Regions from separate parts of the Mus musculus genome. Here all the other regions are linked to region 1. A link is a loop called in an ENCODE intact Hi-C map of the cell type or tissue named here. Cell type or tissue: left cerebral cortex. All regions are shown on one strand. Region 1 has its middle 39 kb from the start of Gm36613. Region 2 has its middle 10 kb from the start of 4930528G23Rik. Region 3 has its middle 8.0 kb from the start of Gm6313.

Region 1 (4,000 bases):
CTTCCTGGCTGCCCGCTTCCACTTTTCTGTTTTTATGACAAGGTAAGTTTCACTAGAGTTGCTTCCAGGAGCATGAGAACCTCCCAGTGGCTTCACTATTGAAGAAAACATCCCCTTCCCCCACTCCCAGCAACCATGCTGCCTATAGGTATCAGCCCATTAAAAAACACAAAACCTTTTCTACATTTTGTTTTTAATTTATTAACATTTTCCTTTGAGGCTATACAAGAAGGTGTCTGACAAGCTCCAAGTGAAGAGGACTAAGTGAAGGGAGCTCTTTAGCCACATCCTAGGAAGCTCAGTAAACTGTCATGCTCTATCACTATGTACCCAGAAGTAGGAATGTGAATCCTGTTTAGAGAGATAGACTAGGTTTTGATTTAGGAGGTATTTTGTTTTTGAATGAATATGCTGAGAATAGGAGCCACCTGCGCTATTAACAACAGCTCTCGAAAGCACATGCTCTAAGATGACACTTGCTAGTCTTAAGGCTCATTTTATATAGTATGGCCTTGAAGTAACTAAGATGCTCCCAGCTCATTGAGTTAATGGATCATAGGCAATTCTCATCTGCCTGCAGGAGACACTGCTCTCAACAGCTCCTGTCTACACTAAAGGCTGAGAGTAAAATCCCAAACTCATCTTATTGATTTTTAGATGATAAAACAAAAGTGCCATTTGTAATTGTAGAGACAGATGAATGAAAAAATCTTCCTCAAGTTAGGGTGACTGGAAAGTTTGTTGACAAGTGTTTTCCTAAAAGAGTACTGAGCAATGGCAGAGCTTATATTGAGCAAAGCTCTTAATGCATGCACCACGTTCATACAGACACCTGCTGGCTAGGCCCTGCTTACCTCCTACTCTGGCTTCTCTGCTTCATCAGAGCTAACTCCCTAAGGCACCACCTGCAGACTTAAGTGCTCTCCACCTGGCACAGTACTCTGAGAACTCTGCTGCCATATTAGTTACTTTCCATCTTTTTATGATTGAACGGCTGACAAATCAGGAAAGGAAGGCATGGAGAGGAAGGCATGACAGCTCAGTGTGAACCGACCAAGGGCAGGTTGCACACAGTCAGGAAGCAGAGAACAGAAAAAGAAACCCAGCTGTGAACTATCAATCCTCAACTCCAGTCATTTACTTCCTTCAATGAGGCACCACCTTCTAGAACCATCTAGAACCTTCCAGAACAGTACCAGCAGCTGGGGACCAACGATTAAAGCACATGAACCCGCGGGACCATTTCACATGTAACATGCTTATCTGGCCTACCATTGGCGTTTAAAAGCCTTGGACTTTGCTCTGATCACATATCCCTGACTCCCTGATGACGTCATAGTGAACTTGCATCACCAGATGCAAAATTTTTATTGAAAATTTTATGGAAAATATTTATTGAGCAGACAGAAGAGAAGTGAATGTTCTGTTATAGTATGATAATGAACACAGGACTCGTGAGTTAACGGATCTAATTAGAGCAAGGTTAGAATCCAGTATCAAATGCTACAGTGTTAGTGAAAAATATAATCCTTTAACAAATCCTTTACCACCTTGAGAGATTATAAGATTGTGTTATTAGGCGTTGGGAATATAGTTCAGTTGGTAGAGTACTTGCCTAGTGTGGACAAGCCATGGGTTTCATCCTCAGCACCATATAAAATTGAACATGCTTAATCCCAGCACTTGGGAGGTAGAGATCAGTAGGTCAAGGTCATCCTCAGCCACACATGGGGTCTGAGGCTGGCAGAGGATATATGATACCTTGCCTCAAATAAAATTAAAAGATGGTGTTACTGGGAATTACATAAAAATATAATGTAGTTAGACAGGTGTGAACTAAAGGGAGGTGTTGCTGGCAATGAAGAGTAATGGGCTGTTTGTGGACTCCACAGTTTGGAAGATCTGAGTTCCTAAGCTGAGTTCTAAATGTGCTGTTTGCCCATGGAGCCACTGTGATCCCTGGAATGTGAATGTTCTTCCTCCTCCTCCCAGCCTTCTTTGGCTTTTCTTATTGAGAAGAGCAAACCCAACCGAGCCTTTGAATGCATAATGCCAAAATGAATAGGAGGGAGGCACATTAGCATAAAATCTTTATTCCTGTGGTGCGCTATCCCTGGAACACATGCACATGTCTGCCCTTCTGATGCTCCTGAAGCATACTTGGTGGTTCACAATAAATTAAGGGACAGACTGATTGGCAAGGCAGCTCATTGTCAGCAGCTGTGTCTTTCCAAGTCAGAGGGTGGCTTGAATATCAGCAACTTCTTGTTTCCATATCAGAGGATGGCTGTGTCTATACTTAACTGGACAGTGACTCTGTGGTGTCCATATTAGAGACTCCCAGCTCCTGAAACGCTGTGGTTGTTTCACCTTCCTTTCACTGAGTGACATCTGTTGACAAAAGGCATTTCAACCACTTGTCAGTCAAACAATGGAGGTGCTGAGATTGCCTTCCATATCTGACAATGGACTATGGACAGAAGGTAGACTGCCAAATGTCAGGTTAGAAATGGCTGTCCCTCTCAATGTTGGGCTGAACTTGATTAAGCCTCTTAATGTCTTTGAACTGTGGGTTTTTTTTTAATCTGGAAAGTAAATATGTACAGAGACACACAAAACCACCACATGTTTCCTACTCCCTTTCCAGTTTCTGGTTGTAACCAAAGACCAATGATAAACTTCATGCTATTGGATACTCCCTGGATTGTCACAAAGTCCTGTAACATTTGACATTTATAGTTCACTATAATTCACCAAATCTTCCTCCTCAGCGCAGAACTTTGCCACAATGCTGAGTGGTGGAAATGAGCCCAAGGCTCTGAGGATGCTCACTGGGTGGATGTATTCATTATTTTCAACTCATGATGGTTTCATCAAGATGTAAATCTCACTGTAAGGCAAGGGACAAACATAAGTTTATATTTTTAAGCAGGGCTATTGTTTTATTTAATCGTATTGGTAATAGAAGAAAATAATCTTGGAGCTGCAATAACCTAACCCAGTTGATCCAGATCTCTTTCTCTCTCTCTCTCTCTCTCTCTCTCTCTCTCTCTCTCTCTCTCTCACACACACACACACACACACAAATCTGCTCTTATGAAATAAGAAAATCTTTTTTGAAGCATTTATACTCAATAAACTATACTCGTGATAATTTTCATGATGAGATAGTTAAAACTCGCAACCTGGTTTATATGATTAAAGGAACCTGATTAAAAACGAAGACAGGAGCTTGGGAGATTGCTCAGTGAGCAGAGTGCTTGGTATACAAGCATGAAAACCTGAGGGATTCCTAGAACATGTATAAAAGGCCTGGTGTGCTGTATGCCCCTGTAATACTAGTGCAAGGTTAAGAAAGAGTCAGGAGGATCCCTGAGGCTCTCTGGCCTAGTTCAAATGATGAGTTCCTGGTTCAGTGAGAGATCTTGTCCCCAAAATGAAGTGGAGAGCAATTGAGGAAGATGCCTGATGTAGACTTCTTGACTATACAAATATATGCACATGAATGCACACACCACCCCTCCCCCTCCCCCAGTAACTTAAGGTAGATACAATGAATCAAGCTCTGGTTTCCTCCAAAGCACACATGCAAAATGTCAACATAAGAGTACCCTGGATTCCTGCTTTTAATCCTCTAATCATCATTGTGCATATGGCAGTTCCTCTCAAAGAAGATATTTGGTCCCTGGAAAGGCCAAATTGCAAAATTTGCAAAGTGTACATTATGTAAGATTATAAAGGCTAATTGTAAGGTAATTGGAGTTACCATTGATAGTATTAGCAAGGGTAAAGGTGATGGCTTCAGGGTTTCATGATCATTTAATGAACCTGGCCCTGTGACTCAGTTGCAGGCTCTCCCTGTTTCATTTTCTGTGGACAGCAGCAGAGGCACTGCTGTGAGGATCAAACAGAAAATTGCTTAAGTAATTTAGATTGCTGTGTTCTGAGGTTCATGTGGTAAGTACTTAACTCGTAAATGTCCAGTCTGAGGGCTCAGCCT
Region 2 (4,000 bases), 120 kb before region 1:
GTGTGTCTGTGTCGGAGGGAAGAGGCTAGAAGAGAGCATTAGATCCACTGAATCTGGAATTACAGGCAGCTAGTTGTGAGCCACCTGATACAGTGCTGGCACTGAATGTACGTTCTTTCTGAGAGCACTCTTAATTGCTAAGCCATGTCTCTAGGCCACAGGTTATATCTTAGACGACCTCAAATGCAGTGTGCTGAGGTTTGGTCCCCAGGGTGGTGGTGTTAGGAGGTAGTAGAACCTTTAGGTGATGAGACCCAGTGGAACGTTATGCCATTGGAGTGTCCCTTGGAGGGGCAATTGGACTCTAAAACCTGCCTTCTCTCTCTCATTAGGGAGGCAGCTTTGTTCCACCACACACTTGTCCATGATGTTCTTTCTTACCACATACAACCCTCTGACAATAAAGCCAGCTGACAAGGCCGATCCCTCTGAAACTGGGAGCCAAAATAAATCTTTCCTCTTTCTAGTTGATTTTCCTAGATCATCCATCATAATGACAGAAAATAATATGTTGTTCCAGTGTTATTTCCTCTCCAAGATTTCAGGAAACATATAGACAGGCTTTACTTCATCTAAGGAGTTTTTGCTGGCACTGTTATTCTCTTAAAGGCTTCTTGCTCAATCCAAGAAGTTAGAATCAGTTATTAATGGGAATACCATAGTTTACTTATTAAACAGTACTTTAAGATAAATACTTTAAAATAAAATGGTGATGCTATGCATTTATATATAACATGAATATTTGCTTTAATATTTTATTAAAATGTTCAGGTTTAACTTATTAATTTTATGAATGATGTCTACCATTTGACCTATTTGACCCAAATCAGTTTTATTTATGAAATAACAAATTGGACTTACTTGATGTAATTTCATGTTTTTAATTCAAATGAGGCTATGAATTTTGTTCCTCTGAGAACTCATTCCTGGATTCAGGGCAATCAGACCCCAGGCAAAATACCAGATGCCCTATTTCTTTTTCCATTTGTGTGTGTGTGTGTGTGTGTGTGTGTGTGTGTTTCTCCTGTGTACCTGTGCATATGGAGGTTCAAGACTGATGGCAAGAATCATCCTTGGTGGCTTTCCATGTTATTTAATGAGGCAGGGTCTCTCAATCAAACTCAGAGCTCATCTATATGGATAGTCTTGCTAGGCATCTTGTGGCTCTAGGAATTTCAGATGGACCACCATGCCTACCAGGCATTTATGTGGGTTCTAGGAATCCTCTCAGTTGTGGGGTGAACACTTTAACCACTGAACCATCTTCCCAGCCCTTAAATTATTTATTTATTGCCTATTCTTTAAGACTTGTTTTCTTGTAGCCCAGACTGGTCTCAAGCTTGCTTTGTTATTGAGGATAACCTTGAAATCCTGATCTTCCTGCCTCAACCTCCCAAGTACCAGGATTACAGACATCACACCATCCACTGCTAAAAAAAAAAAAAAAAAAAAAAAAATCCTTGGATGTTATGCTTTCCCTATTGGGAAAGGAGATTGGGGTGAAGACAGGATGTTTACTATGCATTTTGGGCCAACATTTTATAAGGCTTTGGTGACCTCTCTACTTCAAGTTATCATCTGCATGGATTTCTAGTCAGAGGAGTACATAGCCTCAGTAAAATTCTGGATTGGAATTATGACTTACGTTTGTAAAAAATCGTAGAGAAGAAGAACTGGAAAGATGGGAGGGGTGGCTATGTGCCCATGAGTATGTTCTCAGACAGATTATTTTAGAAAGGAGGTTAGGTGGGAATCAAACACAAGGGAACTGAATTTATTTTAAATGCCCCCTCCCTTTCTCAAATATCACATTTGTTTCGTGTGCTCCCTGGGAGTCTTTGTCTGACCTGAGGGATGCGGGGGGGGGGGGGGGGTGGTGGGTGGGGGGGGGGAGGTGGGGGTGGGTTCCACTCCAGCTGGCTTGGGTTGCCTCCAATTACCAACAGCACAGTTCTGTTCAGTGCATCACCAGCAGGGGGCTGCAGAGCCAGAGAGCATCTGCATCAGAAGATAACACCGATATTTTTCTTTCCACAGATTAACTGGGCTTCATAAGCAATAATGTAGAGTAGAATTTGTGGGTCAACTTGTCACTCATGCTAATGGGAGGAATGCCAGGCTAGCTTTCATCCGTGCAGGTTTACATTATAAAGACTATGAATAAAAAGCAGGATAGGAAAAGCTAAGATATTAATTTGGAGCAGGAATAATGCATTGGCACACACAGGTGCTCATGTGTGCTTGCTGTTTTGAGCACCTTGGGGCACCAGATTTCTGCAGTGAAGACTACAGCTCTTCATCTATCTTTCTGACGACAATGATGTTTAATAACTTCAGGGACCTGTTTGTTCATCCTGAGTGTTCAATGGCAGCAACTACTAGATCACCAAGGGAGAGTGTCAAGCAAACACATAATTTATTATTTATAAAAGATAAAATATTTTAGTGGCTTTTAAATTCTTGTTTACCAGCTGTTGTTAGGATTCAAAGAAATAAAGAAAAAATCGATTTAATTTGTGCTCATATCTGGATTCCTTGGTGTGAATAGGACGTAGAGAAAATAAAAAAACCACACAGCATAGAACAACATCATTTTTTTTATTACATATTTCCTCAATTACATTTCCAATGCTATCCCAAAAGTTCCCCATACCCTCTCCCCCACTCCTCTACCCACTCATTCCCATTTTTTTTGGCCCTGGCATTCCCCTGTACTGGGGCATATACAGTTTGCGTGTCCAATGGGCCTCTCTTTTCAGTGATGGCCGACTAGGCCATCTTTTGATACATATGCAGCTAGAGTCAAGAGCTCCGGGGTACTGGTTAGTTCATAATGTTGTTCCACCTATAGGGTTGCAGATCCCTTTAGCTCCTTGGGTACTTTCTCTAGCTCCTCCATTGGGAGCCCTGTGATCCATCCATTAGCTGACCGTGAGCATCCACTTCTGTGTTTGCTAGGCCCCGGCCTAGTCTCACAAGAGACAGCTACATCTGGGTCCTTTTGATAAAGTCTTGCTAGTGTATGCAATGGTGTCAGTGTTTGGAAGCTGATCATGGGATGGATCTCTGGATATGGCAGTCTCTACATGGTCCATCCTTTCGTCTCAGCTCCAAACTTTGTCTCTGAACAACATCATTTTTTTTCTTTTTTTTCCATTTTTTATTAGGTATTTAGCTCATTTACATTTCCAATGCTATACCAAAAGTCCCCCATAACCCCCCCCCCACTCCCCTACCCACCCATTCCCCCTTTTTGGCCCTGGCGTTCCCCTGTACTGGGGCATATAAAGTTTGCAAGTCCAATGGGCCTCTCTTTGCAGTGATGGCCGACTAGGCCATCTTTTGATACATATGCAGCTAGAGACAAGAGCTCCGGGGTACTGCTTAGTTCATATTGTTGTTCCACCTATAGGGTTGCAGTTCCCTTTAGTTCCTTGGGTGCTTTCTCTAGTTCCTCCATTGGGGGCCCTGTGGTCCATTCAATAGCTGACTGTGAGCATCCACTTCTGTGTTTGCCAGGCCCTGGCATAGTCTCACAAGAGACAGCTATATCTGGGTCCTTTCAGCAAAATCTTGCTAGTGTATACAATGGTGTCAGCGTTTGCAAGCTGATCATGGGATGGATCTCTGGATATGGCAATCACTAGATGGTCCATCCTTTCGTCACACTTCCAGATTTTGTCTCTGTAACTCCTTCCATGGGTGTTTTGTTTCCTATTCTAAGAAGGGGCAAAGTGTCCACACTTTGGTCTTCGTTCTCTTGAGTTTAATGTTTTTAGCAAATTATATCTTATATCTTGGGTATCCTAAGTTTCTGGGCTAATATCCACTTATCAGTGAGTACATATTGTGAGAGTTCCTTTGTGATTGGGTTACCTCACTCAGGATGATGCCCTCCAGGTCCATCCATTTGGCTAGGAATTTCATAAATTCATTCTTTTTAATAGCTGAGTAGTACTCCATTGTGTAAATGTACCACATTTTCTGTATCCATTCCTCT
Region 3 (4,000 bases), 58 kb before region 1:
ACTGTTGTCCGGCTTAGTATTGTTATTTATATTGAGACAGGATTTACTGTGTAACCTAAGGTGGCCTTGAGTTTATTGTAATCCTGCCTCGGCCTCTTTTGTTGTTGGGATTATAGACTTGCTACCACATCAATCTGGCTCACTGTGCTTTCCCGTTTCAACGTTCATACTTATTAGTCCTTTTTTTCTCTCTGTCTGTCTCTCTCTCTCTCTGTCTCTCTCTATGTGATGTTTTATTGTGACTTAGTGGCATTTTATTGTCTTCTTTTTCATTTGTAAAGTTGTTTTAATTTTTGATATTTCAGTTTCTATAGCGGATGGTAAACCTTAGGCTAAATTCTCTCTGGTGTTCTTAAACCTAAGCTATGTTGGGCCTTCTGGGAAAATCCATTTGCTAGAGAGCCATCATTAGGAATATTAATGAGTCAATGATATAATACATTTCCTCTCCCTATAGGTAGAAGAAATTCACTATTCCATACAGTAAACCACCAGGAAATTAAAAACATGACACCTTCAAGTTATGATGGGGCTATGGAAAATATTTTAAATGTGGTTGAATTTGAAATAAGCATCATGGGATGCTTCAAGGATGAAAACAAAGGAAGTCCAAGTTCAGCCATGTGACCCAGGGTCTGTCAGTTGGTCATTAGCTCCTGGGCCAGTACTGGCTGACTCACACACCCCCCCCCCATACTAGCTGTGCCATATGATATGTGTGACACTGGAAGCCAAGTAAGATTCTGCAAATCAGAAATCTGTAGAAAATTTCCAAAAGGACCTGACAAGGGTGATGATGAAGGGTTTCTTAGAGGAGTGGTTTTTTGGAGTATGGGAGACTGACTTGTGTTATGATGCCATGGAGCACAAATGTACTCCAAAGCTCCTGGTTTAAAATCATCCAAAGTCTGTGCAATCAATTGTTTGTGATAAGTGTATGCTGTTAGGTGGCAGAAACATACAGCAGTTGGTGATGTTGTGATCAGAGAACTGCAAGAGCTTAGCCTCCTATCTCCGGAGAAGCAATGACTCATAGTCACTAAATTAGTGTGTGTAGTGACTTTTAAAAACTTAAATACAGTGTGTACCAAGAAGTTTATTTTAAAAAGTATTTACTCTAATTATTTTGAAGTTATGAGTGTGAGTGCACGTGCATGTGTGAGTATGTGCGGATGAGTACTGTTGCCTGTGGAAGCCAAAGGCATCATATCTTCCTGGAGTTGGGGTTACAGTTGTTGTAAGCCACTTGATGTGGGTGCTGGTAACCAAACTCTGTGCTCGGCAAGAACAATACATGCCCTAAAACATTGAACATTTTTAACTAGCCCTAAATAAGCTAATGCTGTGGCATGAGCCTAATAAGTCTGAGAAACCAAGCTAACACACACAGATTCACCAAATTATGTTCTGACAATGTTAACAGAGGACTGAGAACCCTGGAGGTCTCAGGAAATCCCCATAATCAGTATAGCTTAGAGGGCTTGTAATGAGACCATGAGATGCCTCTCGGCAGAAGGAGCTGATTGCTAGAAATAGCTATTATAACACTTTCAGTGGCAGACAGCAGAATAAGAGAAATAGAAATGCAAATCACTCAAATCAAAGCAAAGTAAATTTAAATAAAAATCATAAAAATACCGAGAACAGCAGTCTATCGTGAACATCATAAGGAGAGTGTCACAGTTGAAAAGATTAATTATTCAGTTCCTTCTGAATCCAGCAGGTGAGTGTTGGATCTGAAATGCTCTGCAAAGGCACATGGGAGGCAGTGGAACCTTCAGGAGGGAAACCTGGTAGGCAGAAGTTAAGTCATTTGAGTGTGCCCTTGAAGTGGAGATCAGAACTCTGGCAATTCCTTCTTCTGTCTCACTATATCCTGGGTGCTAGGAGGTAGATAGCTTTCCTCTGCTCCTCACACCTGACATGATGAGAGGCTCAGCCCAAGAGTAACAGGCCCATGCTACTTATGGGCTGGGGCCTCTGATATAATGAGCAAAAATGCGTTTCATCCTTTGACTAGATTTGTCTTGGATGCTTTGTCCCATTGATGGAAAGCTAAATCATGGTTTGAAATACCTTGCTTACTTTGTAAAGTGATCAAAATAATTTATGTTTTTGTTTTTTGTTTGTTTGTTTGTTTGTTTGTTTGTTTTTTACTATGGATGAAGGTCTCATGTTTGCTGACTGACACAGTCTCATAGAAGATTTTGGAAACTGAACAAAACTTCAAAAGTCCTGGTATCCTAGTACAACAGAGGCCTCAGCATTATATGCAGGGGCAGGTCTGCATGTTACATGCTAGAATCACACGGACACTCAGATCTATCTCTCTTCAAGTCTGCCTCTGATCTAGCTTCACCAGAAGATGGGGCTTACCTTGACACTGGAGATGATACACATCGTCTCTGTGGGACTCTCACTTCCTCTCTCCTGAAATATAGAAGACACCCAAAAAGTAAAATGTCCCAGTGTTACCCTGGGTCAGCAGAGATGAATCACGGTTTAAAGAGATGGCCCTGGCTACATACATTTTAAAGAGACAACCCCGGATACATTTTCAGACCTGTCATATGCTTGGAGAGAACCTGAGATGGAGAGATGTTATTTTTCCCAGAATAGTGTTCCACAGAGATGTTGGTGAAGACTGGGGCACAGCAGTGCTCTGTGGAGACTACTGTAGAAGGGTAGGCCTTGTGTCCTCAGAATGGATAAATGGGAAGTTCCCTGAGGGAAAGAATACAGCAGAAGTGGGTGAAGGAAGTAGGAGGTGTTGGGGACAGAAAGAGAACAATTGTCACAGGCTCTGAGAAAATGACCAGTAGGGTGAAGGTTTGAGCAGAGCAATGCCATCCATTCAGCTTGGATGAGAGTGGGACACACCACTAACCTAATGATAGTCTGTCTAGAGCTAGGAATGAAGGCAGAATGTGTGAGAAGACAGGAATTCTCATTAAAATGTTCACCCTTCTGGAGAGAAAAGTAACAGAGTGGGCAGCGTGTGCCTTGTGGATAAAATGTAATAGATAAATGCTTCCTGCTGACTATGGCTTGTCATGGAGTATTCTCATGACTGAGGGCTTCAGGTCAGGGATGGCCTGGACCTGGGGATCAACACTGTGTTATATGGTCACTCAGTCAGGACTCTGAGGATGTAGGGGGTGCATTGGGTTAGGAAGACTCATGGGATCACTCTTAACCGTGTGTGACTTGGTGAATTATTGAACGCTTGTAAACCTTGATTTCCTCATGTGTATAATGGGAACAATGACATGGTCTCCCTCATGGATTGTTGTGATGGTTAAAGTAGTCATACTATGTCCCGCTGTGTTATAACTTATGTTGTGTGTGCTATGACTGCACTGAATCCGTTGCTTGCCAAGGAATGGACCTTCGAAGCAAAGCATGTCCACTAGATGCTGTGTCCAGTTTCCTCTCCTTTTCTCATGGAAAGATTCTCACCATGCATCTCAGTTTGGCCTTGAACTTGCCATCCCCTTGCCTCAGGCTTCCACGTAATGGGACTACAGTTGTGCACCACCATACCAATCTGACCAGGTTAATCTGCCTTTGCTGTTACCATCTCGCTCAAGCCTCACAACTGAAGCAACTCACATTTATGACGTACATTTTACACATGTAAGAAGAATAAGATATGAACAAGTAATTAATTAAGAATAACTAATGTAGCCAACTGTCTGAATCCATGGCTTTCTCCACCTATGCTCAGTCCATGGCCCCATGAAGTCCAGCATTTGTAAGAGTAGACAATGGAGAGTTTCTGGGAACCTCTGGTTAAAGACTGAAGTGGGAGAGTTGGCTCCAGGACCTTCAGTTGTCTTGTAATGCTGGAGCTGGAGCTGAGGGAGAAGCCAGTTCAAACTGTGCTGCTACCTAGTCAAACTGCTGAGAAGGGCACCTAGGGTGTGGAAGGAGGAGCCTTTCCTGATAAGATTATGGGTGCTTTCCCAGAGTGCTGAGTGATTATCTCATCACTCCACAC

Evidence for each region. A loop is a pair of places that touch in the nucleus more often than their neighbours do. Peaks named below come from ENCODE experiments on the same cell type or tissue, not always from the same donor. Only the 100,000 strongest peaks of a DNase experiment are listed, where the experiment ranks them.
Region 2: a loop joins it to region 1, with 1.9 times the contacts of the local background. A loop is called at or near these places in 4 of 42 quality-filtered maps.
Region 3: a loop joins it to region 1, with 2.3 times the contacts of the local background. A loop is called at or near these places in 3 of 42 quality-filtered maps.

The regions. Positions count from the first base shown.
Region 1 is chr6:148,562,477-148,566,476 of GRCm38, reverse strand. No RefSeq gene overlaps it. Among named protein-coding and RNA genes, the nearest start is that of Gm36613, 39 kb to the left of the region's middle. In left cerebral cortex, no CTCF peak of the experiment used is centred here; a DNase peak (open chromatin) is centred at 2,035.
Region 2 is chr6:148,685,952-148,689,951 of GRCm38, reverse strand. No RefSeq gene overlaps it. Among named protein-coding and RNA genes, the nearest start is that of 4930528G23Rik, 10 kb to the right of the region's middle. In left cerebral cortex, a CTCF peak has its summit at 1,996 (motif pointing right); DNase peaks (open chromatin) are centred at 1,695 and 2,001.
Region 3 is chr6:148,620,271-148,624,270 of GRCm38, reverse strand. No RefSeq gene overlaps it. Among named protein-coding and RNA genes, the nearest start is that of Gm6313, 8.0 kb to the right of the region's middle. In left cerebral cortex, a CTCF peak has its summit at 1,720; a DNase peak (open chromatin) is centred at 994.